Regions from separate parts of the Homo sapiens genome. Here region 2 is linked to region 1. A link is a loop called in an ENCODE intact Hi-C map of the cell type or tissue named here. Cell type or tissue: stomach. All regions are shown on one strand. Each heading gives the region's core, and the rest is flanking DNA. Links, peaks and the distances in the headings are about the cores only. Region 1 overlaps LINC03062 (long intergenic non-protein coding RNA 3062). Region 2 overlaps LINC03062 (long intergenic non-protein coding RNA 3062).

What was found. Peaks named below come from ENCODE experiments on the same cell type or tissue, not always from the same donor. Only the 100,000 strongest peaks of a DNase experiment are listed, where the experiment ranks them.
Region 2: a loop joins it to region 1, with 3 times the contacts of the local background. A loop is called at or near these places in 3 of 110 quality-filtered maps.

What each region holds. Positions count from the first base shown.
Region 1 is chr9:89,704,495-89,716,793 of GRCh38, forward strand. All of the region lies in intron 5 of LINC03062 (long intergenic non-protein coding RNA 3062), which reads left to right. Among named protein-coding and RNA genes, the nearest start is that of LINC03062, 71 kb to the left of the region's middle. RefSeq lists an enhancer at 7,781-8,281. In stomach, for the core only: no CTCF peak of the experiment used is centred there; a DNase peak (open chromatin) is centred at 6,397; H3K27ac peaks cover 896 bases.
Region 2 is chr9:89,649,168-89,661,466 of GRCh38, forward strand. The region is part of intron 1 of LINC03062 (long intergenic non-protein coding RNA 3062); the gene reads left to right. Among named protein-coding and RNA genes, the nearest start is that of LINC03062, 16 kb to the left of the region's middle. RefSeq lists an enhancer at 5,821-6,352. In stomach, for the core only: no CTCF peak of the experiment used is centred there; no DNase peak of the experiment used is centred there.

The sequences.
Region 1 (12,299 bases), core at 2,674-10,673:
CCCAGAAAAGGAAATCCAAATGTCCACGAGCAAAAAGAGGTGTTCAGCTTCATTAGTCACCGGGGAAAACCACAAGGTGATATCCTCATGTACAGCCACAAAATTGGCCAAAGTGAAAAAAATCCCAAAACTTACAAGAGCCAGTGTTGGTGAGGGTGTGGAGCAGCCAACCTCCATCCACTGCTGGTGGAGGGTACGCACTGGTGCAGCCAACCTCGAGGCTGTTTGGCAGTTTCCACTAAAGCTGAGCACACACCTGCCCTGTGACTAGGAGAAACAGTGTCTGGAAGGAATCAAGAATGTTACGTGAATGGGTTCACTTTGTGCATGCCTCAGTATGTAGGATATACTTCAATAAAAAGTTTAAAAAAAAAGAGTAATGAAAAAAATCAAACTTTGCAGAAGTTTCAGAAATGTTTTAAAAATGTGGTAACACTTGTGTAGGGAAATAGGCATTCCCATATATTGCTTAGTATAAATAGTTTAAACAAAAACACTGGTCACTACCCACTAATATTTAAAATGGGAGTTAAAAATGATGCACCAACTGAGAAAGGTCATTTGGCATTCTCCATCAACGTAACAAATGCAGTTCGACCCCTAGTTACCTCTAGAGAGACTTGCGCAAAATGATGTTGAGGAAGAGTCCAACTCTGTAAAATATTTGAAGAGATTTATTCTGAGCCAAATATGAGTGACTGTGGCCTGTGACACGGCCCTCAGGAGATCCTGAGAACTTGTGCCCAAGGTAGTCGGGGCACAGCTTGGTTTTACTTTTTTTTCTTTTTTTTTTTTGAGACTGAGCTTCGCTCTTATTGCCCAGGCTGGAGTGCAATGGCGCGATCTTGGCTCACTGCAACCTCCGCCTCCCAGGTTCAAGCGATTCTCCTGCCTCAGCCTCTGTAGTAGCTGGGATTACAGGCATGTGCTACCACACCTGGCTAATTTTGCATTTTTAGTAGAGACAGGATTTCTCCATGTTGGTCAGGCTGGTCTCCAACTCCCGACCTCAGGTGATCTGCCCATCTCAGTCTCCCAAAGTGCTGGGATGACAGGTGTGAGCCACTGCGCCGGCCGGTTTTACACATTTTTGAGAGACATGAGACATCAATCAAGTGCATTTGAGGTGTACATTGGTTTGGTCTAGAAAGGCGAGACAACTTGAAGGGGTTGGGGGAAGTGGGGAGCCCTTCCAGTTACAGGTAGATTTAAAAGTTTTCTAATTATCAATTGGTTGAAAGAGTTTATCTAAAGACCTGGAATCAATAGAAAGCAATTGTCTGGGTTGAGATAAGGGATTGTGGAGACCAAGGTTCTTATTATGCAGATGAAACCTCCAGAGTAGGAGGCTTCAGAGAGAATAGATTGTGAATGTTTCTTATCAGACTTAAAAAGGTGCCAGACTCGTAGTTGACTCCCTCTTGGATCAGGGAAAAGGTCTGGAAAAGGGAAAGGGCATTCTTTATAGAATGTAGATTTTTCCCCACAAGAGATGACTTTGCAGGGCAATTTCAAGATATGGCAAGAAAATATATTTGGGGTTAAAATATTTTGGTTTCCTTCCTTGTTACGTGATGTTATGCCAGAGTCAGGTTGGAAAGTAAGCCACCACGTTATATAGGGTTAAATAAAATCCCTCTGATGAGACTTTATGGTTTGTAGAGTGTGACTCTCCAGGCCCCTTAAGTAGGAATTTGGGCAAAAGAAGACAAACAGTCAGCATTTAGTCTTCAGTGATGTCACTTTGTGTGTAAAGCAAAACTTTGAAAACAACTTCAAATGTCTCCTGTTAACTTAGGAAGATTCATTGAATAGTTCTTCATTTTGCCCCTACGTGGGAAGAGGAGCTGAGCTCAGTGTGTATAGTATGGTTTTTGGGATAGATTTCCTGTAATCATAAACGTCTTGATTCTCTGGGTTCTTTCCAGTCACTAAAGGCTATCATGAGTGTTAATAATTTTGAAAATAGATTAGTTGTGTAAATGAAAATATGTAAGCCAAGCAACTTGGAAAGGAGTGTTTGAAAAATTTAACATATATGCGTGTGTTATGTTGCTAAAAAGATTTTCCCTTCCTTGTAAAATGACATAGAATTTTCAGAGATATAAATTGATTATTTTTGAAGTTAAAAAAATCATTCTTATATAAGGTTTGGTCACAAGAAATTGCATTGTTTTAAAATTTTTTAAAAAGTCATCTGAGGAGCAACAGAACATTACATCTTGCAGAAGATTTGAAAAGCATTTGGTGGACATGCATTTGCTGAATTGTCCCCAGGGAAGATCTCGGGGAAAGCACTGACTATAAATCTAGGCTGCAGTTAGTTTCTGTTGACAAATTTATCCCTAATTGCTACATTGAAAATTTGTCTTCAGTGCCCCCTTGTATTTGCATCTGGATTGTGTGCGGTGAAATGTCCATTTTCATATGTTAAACCTCCCCATGGAAAGGTTGAATCATGAAAGGCAGAGCTGGGAGGGGTGTAGATTGCTCTGGGGGTTCTACCTGGTGCCAGTTCTGTGACAGAGGGCTGGGAGCTGGGGCTGGTCTCGGGAAGTCCCACCCTCCTGCTTCTCCTCTTTCGGTTAGACAACACTAGCTTGATCACTGGAGGAAGAACATCTCCATCTCCTTATTCTTCCCGGGGCCCAAACCAGGGGGTACTTATCTGGCCCAATGGTGAGGCACAAGCACAGAGGGAGGTGAGGGCTGGAGCGTGGGCCAGGTGCCTCCCTGAAGGCCGGGTCTTCCATCCTTCTCATCACTGTGGGCTTCAGGAACAGGGTTTTAAACTTTTGGTTCAGAGCCATTAGTGGGAAGTGACCAGTGTTTTTGTTTTTGTTTTTTTAATGTGTGGGAGAGCAGAGCAGAGTAAACACCAGTGCATTCTGCCTGTGGGAAGTCCGTGTTTTGAGCCTTCTGTCCTTGGCGGACAGCCATGTCTGGAGGTGCCGGCTGACAGGCAACATGCATTTCTTTCTTTCTTTCCCTTCCCTTCTTTCTTTCTTTCTTTCTTTCTTTCTTTCTTTCTTTCTTTCTTTCTTTCTTTCTTTCTTTCTTTCTTTCTTTCCTTCCTTCCTTCCTTCCTTCCTTCCTTCCTTTCCTTCCCTTCCTTCCTTCCTTCCTTCCTTCCTTCCTTCCTTCCTTCCTTCCTTCCTTCCTTCCTTTTTTTTTTTTTGACAGAGTCAAACTTCAGACTCACCTGAGACTCACCCTCTGTCGCCAGGCTGGACTGCAGTGGCGCGATCTCGGCTCACTGCAACCTCTGCATCCCGGGTCCGGGTTCAAGCAATTCTCTCATCTCAGCCTCCCAAATAGCTGGGATTACAGACTCGCGCCACCATATCCAGCTAATTTTTGTATTTTTAGTAGAGACGGAGTTTCACCATGTTGGCCAGGCTGGTCTTGAACTCCTGACCTCGTGATCTGCCCGCCTCGGCCTCCCGAAGTAAGATGCAATTCTTTATGGGGCCAGAGAGAAGTTCAAAAGCCACTGTTCTAGAAAGAGTTCTCTCTGGCATTTTATTGAAGCAATTGCAAGTTTGAAGTCAGTGCTAGCAGTGTTTGGTAGTCAGGCCACCAGTGAGAACTCAGCTTCATCATTCCGGAAACCTCTGTGCTTTGCTCCCCTCCATGGAAGAGCCTCACCAGTGAGCCATTTGGGTTCTCTTAAAATGAGACAGAACATCATTGCTTGGTGCTGATCAAGGAACACAACTCTGTCCTTCCTCCCAGGGAAGCAGTCGCCATAGGCTGGCACAGACTGGTGGGGTCAGCCCTGCATGGTGAACAGTATGGGTACCCACCCAGTGCCCCCACCCAGAGGCCTGTCATCAAGAGAGATCAGCCTCTGAGCAGCCAGTTCAGGGGACATTGGTCATTGAGGAGATGAGGTGCCACTGCCACTTCCCCACTCCTCACCTGGGTGGCCTCCCAGCTCCCACCTCCTTCTTTACCCTCCAGACCTAATCCATTCCCCACTGGGTGTGTCAGACCACAAAGCCTCCTGCTTAAAGCCATTCGCAGGCTCGCCACTGCTCCTAATGCCTCCCGGTGAACTCCTTGCTGCTGTCCACATGGCCAGCTCCCCTGGCCCCTTCTGACCTGCTCACTGTCTCCCCAGCTGCCCACCCGACCCCAGGCCAGCTCATGCCGCCTGAGCATCTCTGCCACACTGCTTCTGCATGCTTCTCCTCACCTTTGCATGCCCGGCTCCTGGTCACCTGCATTTCAGCTACACAGTGCCTCTTTAGAGAGCTTCCCTCCTCCCATCACTCCTGAAGTCCTGTCCTCTCATTGACTTGTTGTCCTGTTGATGCCCTCTTCACTGTTCTGGCTGACTATGGCTGCATTTAAAAGCACCTCAAAGCTCAGTGGCTTAGAACAACAATTTGTTATTCTCTCCCATGGTGCTGTGGGTAGATTGGGCTTGGCCACACCATCCTCACAATGGTGAGGCTTCAGATCCAATCAGACAGTGCCCAGACCTGGAGTCTCTGAAACCTCTGCTGAGCGGATGTCCAAGATGGTGCCTTCATCTATGTGCCTGGCCAAAGATGTTGGCTTTCAGCTGTCCTCTCGGCCTGGGATCTCAGGAGTGCCCGTATGAGCCCTCTCCACTCAGCCTCTCCTAGCATGGTGGCCAGGTCCCAAGAGGGAGCATCCCAAGGGCCAGGTCCCAAGAGTTGACAAGGAGCTGCAAGGCCTCTGGATAGCCTGGGCTTGGAAGAATCAGAACTTGTATTGGTTGACAAAGTCACAGAGGTTGGCCCAGAGTCAAGTGGGAGAGATGAGGCCCTTGAAAGGGACTGGCAAGGCCACACCGCGGAAGAGACAGTGGGATGCTAGATGTTATTCAGCCATCTTTGGAAAATGCAACCTGCCGCTTCAGACTCACCTGAGGTCATTGCTTCCACTTCTTCCACTTCTTTTTCTTTTTTTCCTTCTTTCTCTTTCTTTCTTTCTTTCTTTTCTTTCTTTCTTTCTTTCTTTCTTCTTTCTTTCTTTCTTTCTTTCTTTCTTTCCTTCTTTCTTGTCTTTTCTTTCTCTCTTTCTCTCTTTCTTTCTTTCTTTCGCCCACTCCAGTGGATTGGAAGCAAGAGCCTTGTCTAAATAACCCACAGTTGGGTTCCATCACCTGGAACATCCATGCTAAAGTGGAAAAAAAAAAACCATGAAACTTTCCTGTTGAGTTTGACAGGGATATAAACTCTATCTGATTAATATCAAAGCAATACGTCTCTTGGCCTTAGTGCCATCTTCTTGGAAACCTCTGCACCGCGAGAGCCAAGTGGAGAAAGAAGCAAAAGCACAGACTGAAGCTCAAAGGAAGAAAGATGAGGCAGAGGTCCAAGTAAACCGCTAGGTTTTTGCACCCATGGAGGTGCCAGGAGCAGAAACATGAATGCCAGAGGCTGGAGATGCTGGTACAAGTTGTTGGACTGCATGCTACTGTCTAGAGCTTGTTTCAATGCATCTAGAACTTCATCGCCATCTGATCGCCAAGACCACCTCTGAGACCCACCTTGCTCATGTCCATAACTGTCCATGTTAGTCCTTTGCCCTGGACCTGTGACACTCTGGACTATTTCTGTGTTCACTTGTGGCCGAGTATAACAACCGTAGACTAAATCACCTCTTCTGCTGTCTTAGCTGAAGAAGCAATACGTTTGGAGGGAGAAGCCTAAGTAGCCAGGATTGCTGTTAAATATTTAGGAGCAGACTGCGTCTGTATCCTCATTTATTCTTTTCATTCAACGCATAGTAAATGACATTCCTACCACATGCCAGTAACAGCACTGGGTTCTAGGGATTAAAACAAATGTGAAAGAGCCCCTTTCCCGCCCCTGTTCTCTCTGTTGGTGAATCTCATGTGACCTCCAGTAGTGACATTACTTACCCTTTATCAAGCATGTGCTCCATGCCAGGCATTGCACTGAGATGGGCGTGCACATTGACACTGGTTTTTTGAATTCTGACAACGAGCTTGTCAGTTGGTTGTCCACATTTCTTTATAGACATGGATTGTGGCCTTTAGAGAGGTTGAGTGATGAGCTCAGAAATCTACAGCTCATTTTCTTTACGATTACAGCATGCTGCCACCAAGTACTGGTACCCCCGTCAATGGTAGCTGTTAGTGTTATCGGGCCTGCTGAAGTCACGTGGCCTCTGCTGCTACCCTGGGCCATGCACGCCATGTTCGCGTGGTGGCTTGGTGGGGGTCCCGTGGGCAGTAGGTCCAGTGCGAACTCATCTTATTTCAACAGTCAAGAGTCAAAAGAAAAGAGTCCGAAAAGGAAATCCAACCTATGACTAAGAAGTCCACAAAGTCCGTCAGGGGCTTTGTGTGAAAAACTAACCTGCTTAGTGTCAAGCTTGTTTATTCTTGGCTAAAAATGACTTCCTGTTTCTAAGAAAAGAGGCCTCTGGTGGATAGAAAACATTTCTTACAAAACAACTTTTGCTGAGCTCAGGCCCAGTGACTCAATGCCATGTGGATTATATTTCCTATAAAATGCTCCAGGCTGAAAAATCAAGGGTAAAAGTATTGGACAGGGGCTTCTGGAAGTGGGTTGTCCCCAGTGTAGACGGGGCTGTTTCCCCACACTCCTTCCTGGGGAGATGGAGTGCCCGGTCGGGGGAGTCCAGGCAGCGAGGATGAGAGGCCTTGCTTTCCCTTTGCTCTGGGGGCCTGGGGTTGTCTTCATCTGCTAGGGTCTCTGCAACGAGCACCACGGACCATTCAAGGCAGCTTAAACAACCACGTCACAGCTTAAACATTCATTGTCGATCGATGCTGCAGGTGAGATCAGGTAGGGGCTGGGGCTCTTACTGAACTTGTACCCTGGCCTCTTCCCCTTCCCTGCCCCACACCTCTCCCTCCATTTTTGCTATCCAGGAGCAAACCCTTTAGAAATCACATGAATCCATGCTTGAGCTCTGCTTCCAGGAGCTGGATTTATGGCACCAGCGTGATGCCGGGCACAGAGTAGGTGTGCAGGAAGTTCCTGTGAGTGAACGAGGAGGGGCACTTGCTCTCTCAGACACCAGGCAAGCTTCTCCCCACACGAGAGCTCTCAGATTCCCCACAGGTCCTGCAGGTGAGCAGTTTGTCCTCACATTACCAAGGAGGGGTAAAGGAAAGGCGAGCCATTTGGCCAGGCTGTGGCAGGCCAGGGATCTCAACACAGGTCTGTGTCACCACCCAAGCTGTATAGCTGTCCCCATGGCCTAGGTGAGGGACTTCACCTCCTTGTGCCTTGGATTTCTCATCTGTAAATTGGGAACATTGTTTGTTTGTGACGATTTAGTGCAGAACACATAGCCCAGCAGTGACTGCTAGCCCTGAGCGATGGCTCAGCACGCTGGGGAGGACTAGACCAATACCTCTGTACACACGCACACATATGCGCACACACGCCACTCACTACACACCCATGTACATACCCCCCATGCACACATGCATACACACACACAGGTACATCCACAATACACCCACATACGCATATGTATGCACATCCACACACACTACACACCCACACACGTGCCCAACCCCCATGTACATGCATGCACCTACACACCCATTCACACACCCTCATACATACACACATTCAGCCACATCCACACATACCTATGTACATACCCACATATATACATGCATGCACATACACTACACATACACACACACATATATGCACACAATGCATATACACTCACACACATATGCACATACAAGCACACCACAGAATGCACATGTACACATGATATGCAAGTACACAGTACACATATATATGCACACACATGCACACCTACATATCTCTATACACACATACACATAGAGGCAGCCACTCAGAACACTGGCATGTGGGTTCAATTAATTCTGGCTCGTGGCAATGTTGTTTGTTTAAGGAAGCTTACGGTGAAAAACAGTGTCACAAAGTCCCTGGGCTCCCTCCTCCCTCCGCGGCCAGAGCTACTGTTGGAGCACACGTGGGGCAGAAGCACAGCTCCATGCCCATGCCTCACAGAAGGTGAGCAGGCAGCTCTTTGGAGAACTTGAGGGTTCTCTGGGTGGCCCTGGGCATTAGGTCCCCTCTGTCAGTCCTTGCCACATGGCCATCCCCTCTTTGCTGGTTGCTGGGGACTCACATTGAGCACTGAGAAAAGCCCCTTTGCTCCACCCCTGTCTAGGGAATGCAGGGACTTTACTCCTGCTGGGGCATTTCAGGAGCCTCATGCAGGGGCAGAAACTCTGGTGGCTGCTCCCACTGCCGGATCACAGTTGGTGCTGTAGTCCTCCAACCTGGCCTGGTCTAGAGCCTCATCTGGCTTTTTTGAAGTGCCATCTTCAGCTTGAAAACAGAGCCTGAGGCAAAGGCTCCTGTGATGACTGCAGGGAGTGGAAGCCCAGGAAAGCAGGGTGAGGGGCAGGGGCAGGGTGGGGTGTCCTAGGAGGACAAGCAGCCACATGGCCACAGGCACCTGTGCCTCTTGTGGGGCATTTCAGATAGGCCGAGAGAACAACTGGGCTTCAGAACAGCCCAGCAGTGGGGCAGGGGAGGGAGGGAATTCCCTACCAGGCATCTCTCACCTCATCAAGACCCCCATAGCATTAATTCTCCTACACTCACCCTGGGGAAGCCAGAGCCTGCTGGGTTCAATCTGGCTGAGGGGTCAGTGTGCAGGTGCGGTGGCCCCTCTCTGCTAGTGGACACATGAATGGGCTCTGAGATCCCTAGTGACAGTGACATTGCTCTCAGGGACCAGGGAGGCATGGCATAGGTATAGATCCAAGGTGTCATGGTAACAGAAGCCCTCACGGGAGCTATGGGGAGCTATGGGGAATCAGAAGCCATTGCCCTCACCTCCATTCACAAGCAGCAGTGTCCATAAGAACCATCTTGGTCCTAGTCTGGGAAGGTCAGGACCACCCCTTGAACCTCATTTCAAATAAGCATTTTCAGTGATGTGGATTCCTGGGGGTCACAGGTGAGACTGGTCCAAGGTCATTACTTGTACCCAGGTAATCCCCTATTCCCCTGGAAAGTGGGACGTTTTAGTCATCTATTTCTGCTTAACTAATTATACCCCAAAACACAATGGTTTGAAACAGTAGCACTTATTACCACCCAGTTTCTGCAAGTCAGGGATCTGGGCATATACAATGGTGCACAGGCTTACCTGGGTCCCCTGCTTCAGGGTCCCTTGTGGTGTTGACTGGGACTGTTGTAGTCTTTTTTTTTTTTTTTGAGATGGAGTTTTGCTCTTGTTGCCCAGGCTGGAGTGCAATGGCGCGATCTCGGCTCATTGCAACCTCTGCCTCCTGGGTTCAGGTGATTATCCTGCCTCAGCCTACTGAGTAGCTGGGATTACAGGCATGTGCCACCATGCCCAGTTAATTTTGCATTTTCAGTAGAGATGGGGTTTCTCCATGTTGGTCAGGCTGGTCTCAAACTCCCGACCTCAGGTGATCCGCTCGCCTTGGCCTCCCAAAGTGCTGGGATTACAGGTGCGAGCCACCGTGCCTGGCCTGTTGTAGTCATTTTAAAGCTTGAATGGAGGAAGCTCTGTATCTCCGTCAGTTCAGGCTGCCATAACAAAACATAGCACAGACTTGGTGGCTTAAAAAATAGACATTTATTTCTTACAGTTCTGGAGGCTGGAAGTCTAAGATTGTGGTGCTGGCAGATTCAGTGCGTGTTGAGGCCCCGCTTCCTGGTTCATAGATGGCCATGTTGTCTCTGTGTCCTCTCATGACAGAAGAAATGAGAAAGCTTTCTGAGGCCTCTTTCATAAAGACACTTAATCCCATTCATAAAGACTCCCCCCTTATGACCTAATCACTTCCCAAAGGCTCTACCTCCTAAAACGATCACGTTGGCATTAAGATTTCAGTGTGTGAATTTTGGGGAATGCAAGCATTCAGTCCATTGCATACTGCATCCTTACAAGCAGGTTCAGTTCCTCCCAGCCTGTTGGACCGAGGGCCTTGGCTCCTCATTGGCTGTTGGTTGGAGGCTGTCCTTGGCTTCTTGCCCTTTGGATTTCTTCAGCATGACAGTTTGCTTCAACAAAGTGAGCATGTGAAGGAGAGCAAGCTCAAGCATGAGGAAAGTCACAGTGTTTCATAGCGCTGTCTTGAAAGTGGCCTCCCATCACCTTTGCTGTGTTTTGTTCATTAGAAGCTACCCACCAGGTTCAGCTTCCTACCTCCGCAAAGAGAAAGGGTCATTAGAGTGTAAACTCTAAGAGGTGGAGACCCCTGGGAACCATTTCGGGAGCTGCCTAACTTAGGCTGTTCCTGGCTCTTAATAATTTATGTCCTACAAGGTCCCCCCAAATCTCATTACATTACAGCACCAGCTCAAAGTCAAAAATCTCATCATTTAAATCAAGTCCAGGGGATGAGTGAGGCTCCTTAGATGAGGTTGCCTAAGTACAGATCCTCAAGTACAGCACTTTTCAGTCTTATACTCATGAACTCAAGACAAAAGTTATCTTCCCCTCACTCACTCTACATGCAATGGAGGGACAGGCATGGGATAAACAGTATAATCTTTTCTGTTCATAAAAGGGGAAATGGGAGGCACACAGTAGGCACTGATCCATAGCAATTCTGAAGTACAGCTGGGAAAACATTGGAATTTTTTTGGTTAGGTCTCAAGGCCTGGGAATCATTCTCTGTGGCTCTTGGCTCTACCCTCTGGGCTCCTACTTTTGTCCTTTTAGTATACTTACTTTTTTATGAAAGACAAAATGTGTTTGCCTCTGAGCAGTTCTCTCAGCCTCCTTCCTGCCGGTCAAACGTTGAGGTCCAATTGCCTCTTTTCATTTTGCCCTGGCTCTGTCCCTTTTAGTTCAAGCTGGAAGTGCTTTTGCTGATGTAGTTTTTTTCAGACAATTTGTGGGTTTTCTATGAATCTCACTGGAACCCACTTCATTAGATAAATTAAACTGTGGCTTCAAAGCCACAGTTACCTATCTCTTTGAGATGTGTTCCTCTCTAATTTGGACTTCCGCTGAGAAAGGTTAGGGACGACACCCTTATGCTTTTTACAGACCCCATGACTCAATAGAGAGGAATTGTGGGTACACAATTTTTTAAAAGGGCCCTTCAGGTGTCTCAATTGTACTCTGATATTATGACTGTTCTGAGATTTTAACAAAAGATTGCACAATCACATATTGCCTTTATTTCTAGAAAATTTTGAATGTTGCTTAGATATTCTTAATTTTAGCATCTTTTGCTATTTGCAAAGGATGAGAATTTTCTGTGTCATCAAGTCTTTCTAACAGTTCTTTCTTCAGTTTCACTTTCCCCTCTCACATTTTATTATAAGCAGCAAGAAGAACCAGGTAATGCCTTCAACATTTTCCTTGAAGTTCTTATCTAGACTACACAGTTTGCTAGGTCCAAGTTCTGCACTCCGCATAACTGCAAGCAGCAGTGTAGCTAAACCTTTTGCCACTATGTGATGAGAATCCCCTTCCTCCAATTTTCTATAACATGTCCCTCACTTCCTCTTGAACCTTCACTGGCAGTGTTCCCAAAGCTGAGATTTCTGCTAACAATATGTCCAAAGCAGTTTAGGCTTTCTGTATCACACACCTGAAAATCCATTCACTTTCATCCACTGTCCAGTTTTGCAGCCACTTCTGCATTTTCAGGCCTTTTTTTTTTTTTTTTTGAGACAGAGTCTCTCTCTGTTGCCTAGGCTGGAGTGCAATGGCACAAACTTGGCTCACTGCAACCTCCGCCTCCCCAGTTCAAGCGATTTTCCTGTCTCAGCCTCCTGAGTAGCTGGGATTACAGGCATGCACCACCACACCCAGCTAATTTTTGTATTTTTAGTAGGGATTGGGTTTCACCATGTTGGTCATGCTGGTCTTGAACTCCTGACCTTGTGATCTGCATGACTTGGCCTCCCGAAGTGCTGGGATTAAAGGTGTGAGCCACCATGCCCGGCCTCAGGCATTTTTTACCGCAACATTACATTGATACTAAAATCTGTCTTTATTATCTATTGCTATATAATGTATTAACCCAAAACACTGTATCTTAAAACAATCATATCTATTATCTCAATGTCTGTAGCTCAGGAATCTGAGCAAAACTTAACTGGATCCTCTGCTTCAGGGTCTGGAACAGGCTACAGCCAAGGTGTCAGTCACAGCTCTGTCATCTCAAGGCTCGACTAGGGAGGGATCTACTTCCAAACTCATGTGGCTTCTCGCTCATAGGCTGTTGAACAGAGGGTTTCAGTTCCTTGCCACATGGGACCCTCCAGCATGACAGCTTG
Region 2 (12,299 bases), core at 2,349-10,348, 56 kb before region 1:
TATGGGGGAGGCGGGGCGGTGTGTGTTTGGAGTTGTTTTTCCAGGAACTGTGACAGGTCCTGCTGATTCACACACAACAGAGAAGTATCTGATAGGGCTGCCAGGTTTATGGATGCAGCCTGTGACCTTGGAACGATGTTTTTAAATCTAAAATTACTGATCTAAGTAGTATTAAACCTCAGACTCCACCTGTTCCTAGTCGGAGCTCACAATTAAAGTCAGTTGACCAGATTTACCATTTGTGGTTAAGTCACTGTCAAAGCCACACACTCCTTGGGGGAGTGGGGGTTGCACTGTGACTGCTCCAGTGGCCGAGAGGGCCTGAGCTCACTGTTTCCAATGTCAAGCCTGCGTTTCTGTGGGGCCCCAGCCATTCCTCCTCTACAGCAAGACCCAGCCCAACTCACAGGACATTCAGCTACTTTCCATTGAGAGATATTTTTTCTTTGGGGAAATTTCTTGCCTCATTTTGGATCAAACTTTTATTTTAAATTAGTGGTGAGCTCTAAGCATCTTGGAGATCAATGCAGGAAGCTTCCCCCTTTGTTCTTGATATTTTACATGTACACGAAGCAATGGAAGGTGAAGCCTGCCTGGGCTCAGAATGACTGTACAGATATGGCAGTGATTTTGCTGTGGCTGAGGGAGACCCTGGGGCACAACTGTTTCCCAAGTTACTGCCTCAGTTTACCTGAAGTGATTTTAATTTGGCTCTGGGTTTACTCATTTAGATGCACTAAGGAAAGGTTTGCTGCAATTTCTGGTTAAAATTGGCACATCGATTATGTGTGTTTTTCTACATTCCCTCTGAATCATCACAAAATTATAGTAAATGAATAGGAAAAGATATCAATCCAAAGGGATGTGGATACCAGCAGATCAGACGTGTCAACACAATTTTGGAAAATGGAAAGTACATGGCTTAGCTTAGTTAATACCTGTGTATTTAGTTAATACACAGGTATTAACTAAAACCTATGTACCAGCAAGTTTGTGTGTGTGTGTGTGTGTGTGAGAGAGAGGGGGGTGGTGGTATTGGTATAACAAAGAAGAAAACCTATGGTTGTTCCAGTTACTGTTGATGCACAACAAACTAGCCCAAATGAGAATACACAAAGATCATTTTATCATCCCCACAGATTCTGTGGGTCAGGAATTCAGACAGAGCAGAGCAGGGCTACCTTATGTCTGATCCACTGTGTCAGGAGCCCCTGCTGGGAATACTCAAAAGCTAGACTCAGCTAGAGCTGTCAACAGAGTATCTCCTCGTGGCCTCTTCATGTGGTGGGGCTTCCTCACAGCATGGTGGCTAAGTGCGCAGAGGGAACATTCCAAGTCTCTAGGTGACAGCTGCTTGGCCTTTTCTGACCTAGATGCAGATGTCACATTGCCCTTCTTTTAACCATAATCTGTTGTTTGAAGCAGTCACAAGCCTGCCAGATTGAAGGGTCCATAGACCCTTACCTCTCAATAGAAGAGCATCGAGAACTGTGGAACCATGTTTTACAGCTGCAACAATGGTCACACGGAACCCCAGGAGACTTGCAATCAGAAGCACCAAAGGCCAGGGTGTGGCACAGCCACCCTGCAGAAGGCAGGAGAGTTACTCCTTGGAGACACTGACCCAGGAGGCTCTGAACTTGGAGATTCCAGTCGGAGTTGAGGACACAGAACCTAGATGGAGAGCAGGTGAATTAAGTGAAAACCTGCTTTCTGAATAGTCAGATCCCTCCCACTCAGCCCTCCACTCAGTTTTGGGAATGTTGCCACCAGGATTATGCCCGTTACCCAGAATGTCAAAGGATTCTTCTTTGGTGAAACTGAGAAACCAAAGAAAAATGACCTATTAATTGGCATAAGACCACCAGGTACCCATCTGATAAACCTACAGTGAAGTGATCCTATGACAACCTCTGGTCATCCACACTGAGCTTCCAGCCAGCCGACTGGGGCCTTAATTAGTGAAAGAGATGGCCCTAGACACCTGAGCAGCTGGGGAAAGCCTCTGTTGGGAAGACACAAGCACGCAAACAAACAAAACAGCAACAAACAGAAAAAAGGAACTCAGGGAAAGAAGTACAATGCATTAGAAAAACAAAGACAACTCAAAGAAAATGCAAAAAAACAAAGAAATAGCCAATGGTGAGATGTTAAAAAGATAACTTTTAAGGTATGTGAAAGAGCTCTTAGAAAAGAAAAATATGTGGCCTAAGTAAAAAACTCAATAGGAGTTTGAGAAACGGTGTTGAGGAACTCTTCCAGAAAGTGGAACAGAAAAACAAAGGGATATACAAGAAGAAAATTCAAAGACTATTCAAGGAGATACATCTGATAAAAGAGGAGTTCCAGAAATAGAAAAGAGAGAGAGAGGAAATCATCACAGACATTTACCAAAATGGAAGGAGGGGGATTTTTTAGGCTGGAAGAAACATGAAGTGCTTAGCGCAATGGTGGACAAATCCCCCCAGCCCCACATCAATGCATATCATCATGAAACTCAGGATACCAGGGATAATGAGACGATATTAAAGGCATGTTGGGGTGGGGAGTGGGAAGAGGCAGGGAGGGAGAGAGAGAGACAGGGAGAGAGAATAGGTTATATGCAAAGGATTTAAGATGAACTTGACCTCAAACTCCTGCTCAGCAGCTACGGGAATCAAACACCAGTGGAAAGATGCCTTCCACATCCTGAGGCGAAATGATTTGCATACTAGAATCTCATACTCAGACAAACTTTCAGTAAGGTGCAAAGCTCAATGGGTAAATTTGCTGCTAGAAAACTTGACTGATTGCCTATGAAAGTGGCCACATTTTCCTTGGTTTAGATTAATACAGAATCTTTCAGAAGATTCTGAAAGATCTGCAGCCTCATCTGGCATGATGTTTATCCCAAGTTTACAGGTACCTTCCTGACATCCTTTTCCCTTCAAGTGGCTTCCATGTCTGTTTTCCTTTATGGTCAAACTTCTTGAAAACATAGTATACATCAGTGCTTCTAACTTTTTTGGACCTCTTTTTTTTTTTGGACGGAGTCTAGCACTGTCGCCCAGGCTGGAGTGCAATGGTGGGATCTTGGCTCACTGCAACTTCTGCCTCCTAGGTTCAAGTGATTCTTCTGCCTCAGCCTCCCGAGTAGCTAGGACTACTGGCGTGTGCTACTACGCCCAGCTAATTTTTGTAATTTTAGTAGAGATAGGGTTTCACCAGGCTGGTGTCGAACTCCTGACCTTGTGTTCCGCCCGCCTCAGCCTCCCAAAGTGCTGGGATTACAGGCATGAGCCACTGTGCCTGGTGGATTGCTCTTAAGAATTGATAAAAGCGACAGAACATCTTTTAGAAAAGAAAAATGCATGTATACGTACATATGTGAGATTTTCCAGTTAACCTGGAAGGTCCACAGGTACACAGGCCACCTGCTCTTTCTCTTCTCACACCCAATTTTTACATGCACTGTCTTATTCAATTTTACTAACTACCTTCTTCTTATTTTTTCTTTTGTATTACAAAAGTAATATAATGCAGAAAAATAAAATCAAAGAGAAAGTCCCAATTTATCCCTATCTTACTGGATTATTCTCCCTCAGGTGTTCTGATTTATCCTCCAGGTATTTTAAAATTATGTGTGTGTATCTCTCTGTGTGTGGGGGGGATTCATGTATACATATAAAATAACTGCATATAAGCAATCGTATAGTGATATAGTGTGTTTTAAATAAAACCCATATTTTTAATAATCCTGTATAGATATCCTGCTATAGGTTGAGTATCCCTTATATGAAATGCTTGGGACCAGAAGTATTTCAGATTTTGAATTCTTTTGGATGTTGGAATATTGACATTATACTCAGTGGTTGAGCATTCCTAATCTGAAAATCCAAAATCCAGAATGCTCCAATGAGCATTTCCTTTGAGCAGTATGTCAGCACTCAAAAAGTTTTGGATTTTGGAGCACTTTGGATTTTTAGATTTAGGATGCTCAATCAGTATTTGGCTTCTCATGTGATAAATTATGGACTTCCTCCATGTTAACACATAGAGATTTTTTTTTCCACTGATTTTTTCAGTTCCATTATATTCCTTAGAATGGGTCCTCTTTTATTAACTTCATGCCTTTTTGGTGGCTATTTACGTTGTTTGAACTTTTTTTTTGCTTATACAAACAGTGCTGCAATGAAATATATATAAATATATAGAGAAATCAGTAGAAATATATACATATATATTTACATCACTAGCAATATGTTTGTAGAATAGATTCTTAGAAGCAGAATTGCTAAGTATGTATTTTAAATGTTCTATGGTTGTTGCCAAGCTATTCTCCAACAACATTGTATGAATGTATACTTCCACCAACAGAGTACTGGAATGCCTCTTTCCTCATGCCTTCTCCAATACTGGATGTTAGCAATATTTTGAAAGTATTGAGGATGGGTCAAAAATAGTACAGTAGTTCAAAGTTGCTTTAAATTTAATCCTCATGGCTGGGCGCGGTGGCTCATGCCTGTAATCCCAGCATTTTGGGAGGCCGAGGCGGGCAGATCATAAGGTCAGGAGATCAAGACCATCCTGGCTAACATGGTGAAACCCCGTCTCTACCAAAAGTACAAAAAAAAAAATTAGCCGGGCATGGTGGTGGGCACCTGTAGTCCCAGCTACTTGGGAGGCTGAGGCAGGAGAATGGCGTGAACCTGGGAGGTGGAGCTTGCAGTGAGCTGAGATCGTGCCACTGCACTCCAGCCTGGGCAACACAGTGAGACTCCGTCTCAAAAAAAAAAAAAAATTAATCCTCATACATTTAACCCAACTTAATTCAACCCAAATTAATGCTAACTCTTACAATAGACAGACTCCATGATCGAATGAGCTAACACGATCAGGTTGTATTTTCCTCCTTACTCTGTGTTCTCCTTCCTAAAGCCTTGCCTTTGGACTCCGGGTGGCTGCAGCAGGGAAGGGAGGGGCACAGGAGACAATGTGCTCCGGCTGCCTCAGCTCTGCAGGGGTTCTCGTCACCTGATGTCCTGTCTCCTTGCCCAGAATGGTGGGCCTGTCCCCTGCCAGGGAGGTTGGGAAACTCTTGCTGTCACCAAAGTTTGTCTTTGTTTTCTAGTTTTGCAAAGTTTGGCAATGTTTGACAAAGTTTTGCTTTGCCAATGTTTTTACTGGTTTGTCTCTGTTTTTTTTTTTTTTTTTTTTTTTTTTTTTACTAATTTGTAAAGGCTTTTGACGTATTATGGACCATAACCCTTAGTTTTGTCATGGAGGGCTTAAATGTTTCCTCCCACTTTGTTGTTTGTTTTAAAACTCTGTGTTCTCTTTGACCCTACACACATGTTTTGGCTTTATGTGTTTCCAGGTAGCAATATTCTGAGAGCTTCTGGATTTTCACGTTCTGCTTAGGGGGGTTGTCCTGTGCCAAGGTTATGACATCTCCTTCCACATGTTTCTATTAAGTTGATAGTTTTTAAAGCGTATTGATATATTTAACCCAACTGTCATCTGTTTTCGTGTACATTGTGAGAGTGTGGGGTTTTCAGGGCAGCTCTTTTCACCCTGCTGAATCCCCTGTCACTGGGTCACTGCTGGCCTCTGAGGAACCGGATCCCAGGGTCGTGTTTCCTGCTCCCCTTGCCTTGCCCTGCATGGCTGCTGGCTGTGATGCCCACTCCTTTCTTGCAGCTCCTTCCTGGGCTTCAACAGAGGCCCTCGACCCTGATTTCCATCCTTCTGCTGCAACTGCTCTTTCCAAGATCCTCCTTGGCCCCCTCCTGCCACATTACCCTTCTTCCAGCCTAGCTGGGGAGCGCTCCCCGAGAGCCCTGGAGCTGGCTTCATGCCTCTATCTCCTGCCAGCCACTGTGGTCTGTATGCCACTGGCTAGCCCCCTGCGGGTGCCCGCAAACCTTCCCTTTCTGGACACCTGCCTCTTTCTCGTCCCCTCACCGACAGACCCTAGGCACTTCTGGCTTCCCCTCCCATCACAACAGGTCCCCCCCACTCTGGCCGTATGGCTGACCCAGCCGATCCCTCCTCCCAGCCTAGATCTTGTTTGCAGTGACCTTCCAGCTTCCTCCTACTCAAGGACTCCTGCTCCAGACCACAGAGCTGCCCACGCTTCCCGCAGCCCGACACCTCATAGCTCCATGGCTTTGCAGGGGCCATGTCTTCTGTGTAGAACTCTTCCTCCAGCTCCCTGTCTGGCAAATTCCTGTTTCCTTGACAGCCCAGTTTAATCTACACCCTCTGCAATATCCCCTGACCTGCCAAGTGACTGGGCCTTCCTCCCTGCTGCCTCACAATCCGGCAGAGCCTGCACATGCTGAGATTGGCCTGGGACTCTGGTGTGCCAGCTCACTGTCAATTGTCAATGAGGCCTTGAGCTCCTGGAGGCCAGAGCCCCAGTCCTCCTGCCCTTGGCTGCCAGTGCCTGGTGCCTCACAGTGGTGGGGCCTTGATGAGAATAAACCTGTGAAACAGATGGTCTTGGAAGGCGAGGAGGGCAGGGGCTGTCCCTGTATAGGTCAGGTGGGCCTTGGCAGCATAAGTAAGTAGCCAGCCACCCCAGGCATTGCTGTGGGAGCTCAGGCCTGCACTGCCCTGTCTGTCCATTCAGCTGCAGCATCACAACAAGGAGGGTCCACGGCTGGAAGCCTGCCCAGCTTGCTCGAAACTTCTTTTTAAAAGCACGCATTTTGTTCTTCAAATTCCAAAGCCTCACCCAACCCTGCAAAAACGACGACTCCTAGAACTACCATGCTGTGCACAAGGCCCCCGACACCCCTCAGAGGGAGTGATGACTGCAAAGACATCTTGGGACTGTGATCTCCTGCGGGGTCAGGCGGACTCTGCCTGTGCGGGCACACACACCGCTGGATGCTTTTCCCTAAGCCCCCGGAGTGAAAGCGATGCTGCACCTCCACTGCCTTCCGCAAGCGGTTTCACTTTCCAGGCCCTGAGTGTGGAGTCATCCAGAGGGCTGGCTGCTGGGTCGAAGCACATTCTCTGACCTGGCTGGAGCTCAGGTCCGGTCACAGGCTGGGTCACCTTGGCCTTTTGTCCTCTCAGCATGGAGTGACTGAGGAGGACCAGCTGTTTTTCAGCCTCAGAGGCTGGCTAGCAGTGGGGTGCAAGCCCTGTCCCTGATATGGAGACTTTAGCTGTCCCTTCTCTGTCAGTCCATGTACGTGACATGCAGTCCTCTCCCCACCGGACTTCCTATAAACCTGGGTTGGCAAAGCATCAACATGTAAGTCGCCACCACTTCCTTCCTCTTGGGCAGCCACCACGAACTCACCTGACAGGCTGTGTCTGAACACAGCCTCAGAATCCTTCTCAACACTGGAGGAGAACCACCGTGTGAAATGAGCACTGCAGACCGTGTGCACTGCTGGGGCAGTGATGAGACACCTCTGAAGGTGCCTGTTGTAGCTCGAGGGGAAACCCTGACCATGTCCACAGTGATCATCACGGATGGTTGGCAATGGGGTCAGGGGCACCGTGGGGCTTCTAGTTTAACTCTCTTCTTTGGAGGATGACATGGTTTGGATCCGTCTCACCACCCAAATCCCATGTCGCACTGTAATCCCCAGTATTGAAGGTGGGACCTGGTAGGAGGCGATTGGATCACGCGAGTGCTTCTTGTGGTAGTGCTTCTTGGTGCTGCTCTTGTGACAGTGAGCGCTCACGAGATCTGGTTGTTTAAAACCGTGTAAGCCCTGCCCCCACCCTTTCTTCCTCCTGCTCGCTCGCCCCTTGCCTTCCGCGATGACCGAAAGCTTCCTGAGGCCTCCCCATGCTTCCTGTGCAGCCCGTGGAACCATGAACCAATTCAACCTCCTCTCTTTATCAATTACCTAGTCTTGGGTGTTTCTTTATAGCCGTGTGAGAATGAACTAATACAGAGGACGAGAACACAGAAGCACAGAGAAGGTGAGTGATGCCCCATCTGTGTCCAGCATAGCATTCCAAGGCACGCCTTGTGGGCCACTGGGCCCTGTGGAGTGGTGGGGAGCACATGCGCTGCTTGAGGACACCGCATTCTGAGGCTCCCTCTTAGGGATTGTGTATGTGGTTGATGTTACAGGTTCTAACAAGCATGGCTGTGAGGAGCTGGTTTTGCTCACAGCACATAGCGCACTATGCATGTGATCATGTGCATTCCCCATGTGGTCCTCCAGTCTCCGGGGAGAAGCCCACACTGGTGATGCTGTGCCTGCTTCCACCTGAAAACACTGAGGCTGGCTCAGGTGTCCACAGTTGGCGATGCAAGCAGGAGCAGGGCCAGCTGTTCTCTTTATTTCCATCAGAACCAGAGTGGTAGAGTATCAGTCACTGACTCCATTGCCCGTGGGGCTGACAAAGCATTTCTGCTGTCAGAATCTCACATTCTTGGGACCAAGCTGAGCGAGATCAGGTTTCCAGGCATCCACATGCAGTTCCTATAATGAAGACAGAGGATCTCTTTGAGTGGAAAGCAGTTTTCCATCACCAGCATCCCAGAAACAGTACCTGGGATCTATTAAAGCCTCAGTAGGTATTCATTGAAATTTTAAAAACTCAGTTAAATGCCGGTCTTTGCTAATAATGCCTCTTTGCCCAAGCACATTAGCCCGAGCATGAGTCCTGCATGTATTGAGGTGTGTGTGAAAGTACATTTGCACACCAATATGTTACTACTGTCAAAACCAGGTAGCATTGTTTTGACAAGGTTGCATGCACCAGGATGCAGCACAGAGAGCCCATGCCCATGCTGTGTCACCGCTGTGACAGCTTAGTGCTGCTGGAGATGTGGAATGAGCTCATAGAGGGGACTGAAAGTGAAACAGAGACTCAGGTCCTGGTGATGTTGCTGCATACACACCACCCCCATGTAGACATTGAGAACAACCATCGTTTTATTGTATCACCTAATTGTGTGGGTCAGGAATTTGAACAGTTGTTCTCTTCCCTGCGGAGCTGATGGAGGTTACTTGTGATACCACATCTGGCATGTGGGTTGTTTGGGGAAGTCCAAGACAGATTCATCCCCATGCTGGGGCCTTTATGGGGGTAGCCAAGAGGCTGAACTTGGCAGGGGCCATTGACCAGAGCACTCACACGTGTCTCCATCTTGACTGTCTTGGGGTCTGTGGACTTTCTCCCAGAGGGAGAAGGTTGCAAGAGAGGAGGTGGAAGCTGCCAGGTTTCTGAGTGAGCCTCCGATGTGTGTCTCTCCTGGTATGTCCCCTGGAAAAGTGAATGGAGCTAGCCCAGATTCATGGGACTGGGAACTGACTCCACTTCCCTGTGGGAGCAGGAGCAGAGGCTTTGCAGCTACCCTTCATCTGTACAGACTGACGGGCCCTGTGATGAATGCAGTGTGCCGTGGAGAAGGGAGAACCAGCCCTCCCCGCTGAGGAGGCTCTGCTGAGCCTGCGTGCTTGCTTCTCTGCCAGTCCTCTCCTCATTGCTCCGTGGCCTCTCTGCCAACTCCATGCCCCTTAAGGCTGGCCCTTAGCAACAGCATCTGCCTCTCCCTTGCTTCTCACCCCTGCCCCTCATGCCATGCCTGCTGCACTGCCCTTGTGGACACATCCCTTCATGAGTCCCTCTTCTGTTAACCCTGTGCCTGTGCCATCTGTTTTCAACATGGGCCTGACCCTGATGGCACATTCAAAAAAAAATCATATCTTTACAATAAAAATGACAAAAATTATATGATCAATTAGTAATAAAATGACACATGCTAAAAAGTAACTTGGAAGATTTTCCTTCTTCAGAATGTCTAAGGGGTTATCAAGGCCCTTTTGGAATTGACAATTATGCAGAAGTGTTTGCTCCATCTTATAGACACCAGGCACAAGATTACTCCTGATCTCCAGCGGGAGACCACACATCTGCCCTGCTGCCCAGGTAGCGTGAGGCACTCTGCTCGGCTTGTCTCCTCGGTGCATTGGGCACACCTTGGGAGGTGTGGCAGAGTGTGGCCGATGGGTGTGTTGGGCACTTTCCATCCACCTTGGGAGGCATGCCATGGGGTGTGGCTGGCAGGCAGTAGCTTCTGCACCAGACACTCCACATGTGAGACGTGCTACCCACCTCACTTAAGATGCCTGCTATCTGCAGAAAGAGATTCCACTGGGCAGCCCCCAGAAGAGTAGACTCCAGCATACTGTTGATGGTTAATAAATGCCAGCTCCCCTCTGTGGTCCTGTTGCTTCAGGAGGATGGGTGAGAGGGTCCAGGCTCACGGGGCTTGCCCTCATATTTTCTTGAAGAAAAACAGACAATTCTGAGTCCTATGTTGGGTGTGGGTGGTGAGGGTGGTAAGGCTGAGTGCACGCCGTGTTTCGGGAGGGTTCGAGGTGCCCAGGTTCCATCATGCCTGTATTCAGAGGGCGGCACTGATGATTCTGATTTGATTCTCATCGCAGCCTGCCAGCAGGGTCATGTGGCTTTGAGCACCTGAAGTGTACAGTGAGGAAATGGAGACAGGGGTGTTACCTCTTGTGCCCAGAGCCCTTGGCTGGCCCAGGGGAGATGAGTCTGGTCTGGATCTCCAGTGAGTCCCGGGCCAGGTTGTGCCCACTGAGCTCCTCACTGAGACCCTGATGGACGCGGAGATGTGGGATGGGGGAGGCAGGCTGGGGAGTGTCCTGGAATGTGGGGAAACCCAGGGGTTGGAAGATGAACCAAGAAGGAAGGAATGAGCATTCTTTCTTGCAGCTCCTCCTGCTCCTCATGTCTGCAGATGCCCCTCCAGGTTTCTGCTTCTGCTCTGACCTTTACACCAGGACATTCACATGAACCCATCCCTGCCCCCCTCCCCTCACTGCAGCCGGCCATGCAAGGTGAAGGGCTGACTTGGACCTCCTTAGTCTGCAATCCTGAAGTGAGGTGCAGGGGGCAGGGGAGGCAAGCCCTGGGGCCAGTGGGTCTAATTCAGAGGCATCATGGTGAAGGAAGGGGAAGCTAAGAAGCAGGAGAAGTGGCTTTGTAGTGAGAACAGATGCAGAACAACTCCCTTCTAGGGGAAGCTCAGGCTTCCTTCTTGGAAGTGAATAAATTGCTTGTATTGACTGTTTCTACCTGAGGGCACCTTCTCTGACAGTGCCCTGACCCAAGGCTGCATGGCCCAGGAGCCAGTGGACCTGGCTGGTCTTGCTGCCTCCATCTGTGTCATCCCTGTAAGTGTCTCTTCTCTTCAGGCCATGACATTGAAAGGCTTTGGTTCCTCTTCTTAGCAGTTTCTACTTCTCCAAATATCTGACAAATAAAGGGCCATTGCTCACCCTGGAGGCCGCTCACCCTGGAGGCCGCTGTCCCCTTGACATCACATCCCCAGGCAGCTCCATGTAGAACTCCACTGTGAAAATGCAGCAGAGAGGCTTTGGCCTCATGCTATGTCATTCCCCTAACACTGGAAAAGACATCTGAGGCCACATGAGGCTGGTGAGCAACGGGTCTGTCTGCCCCGACCGGGCAACTCTGGCTTGCCACCCACATAGGACTGGCCACTTCCTGAGAACAGGAGCTCCTCACGGCCATATTCAGGGCTGCTGTCTCTCCCTGTGCTAAAAGACTGGGTCTCCGTTATGCCCCTAGGCCTCCTTGAGGTCCTTCTGGCCAAATGCAGAGTCCTGTTGGCATTGGTGCCATCAGTTAACCATCTCTGCCTCTTTCAAATCCTCTGCGCTCCTCAGCAGGGTGGGGGTGGGGATTGTGGGGTGCGGTCTCTTTCCTTCCTTTGTCCTTTAGGCCCTCCATGCTCTTGAGGTGCTGGGCACAGGGAGGAGAAAACTGGGTGACCTCCAGAGGGAGAAGGGAGCCCGTGAGTGCCATGTCGGGATGGGAGAAGCCAAGCCTCAAGGACAAGAAGCTGAAGGTGCAATTACTAGAATGCTTTGTATACTTGATCCTCTTGTACCAAGACACATGTGGCCCCCAGACTCATTCATGTATTTGATAGACAACTCTGTCATATGTCCACCAGGGGTTTAGAAAAACCCTGTTGCTTATTCTTGAATGGAATCATCCAAAAATGATGGGATATCACTTAGGAAGCATCATGTCTCAGCAAAGCCTTGTGCTCTCTAGAAGGACAATTTTGGGTGCATTAGAGCTCTTTCTGCATTGTTTTCTTAAAGCTTTCTGTAGTGTTTAGTGATGATATTTGGGAATCAAAGTACATAGTTAATTTGAATTTGCAATAAGAAAAACTTCTAAGAGGTAATACTTTTCTCCTTTAGCAAGAGAGGCCATGCTCTGCCCATGCACCGGGGGAGGGGCAGAAAGAAGGAAGCTGAGGAGCCTGCAGGAGA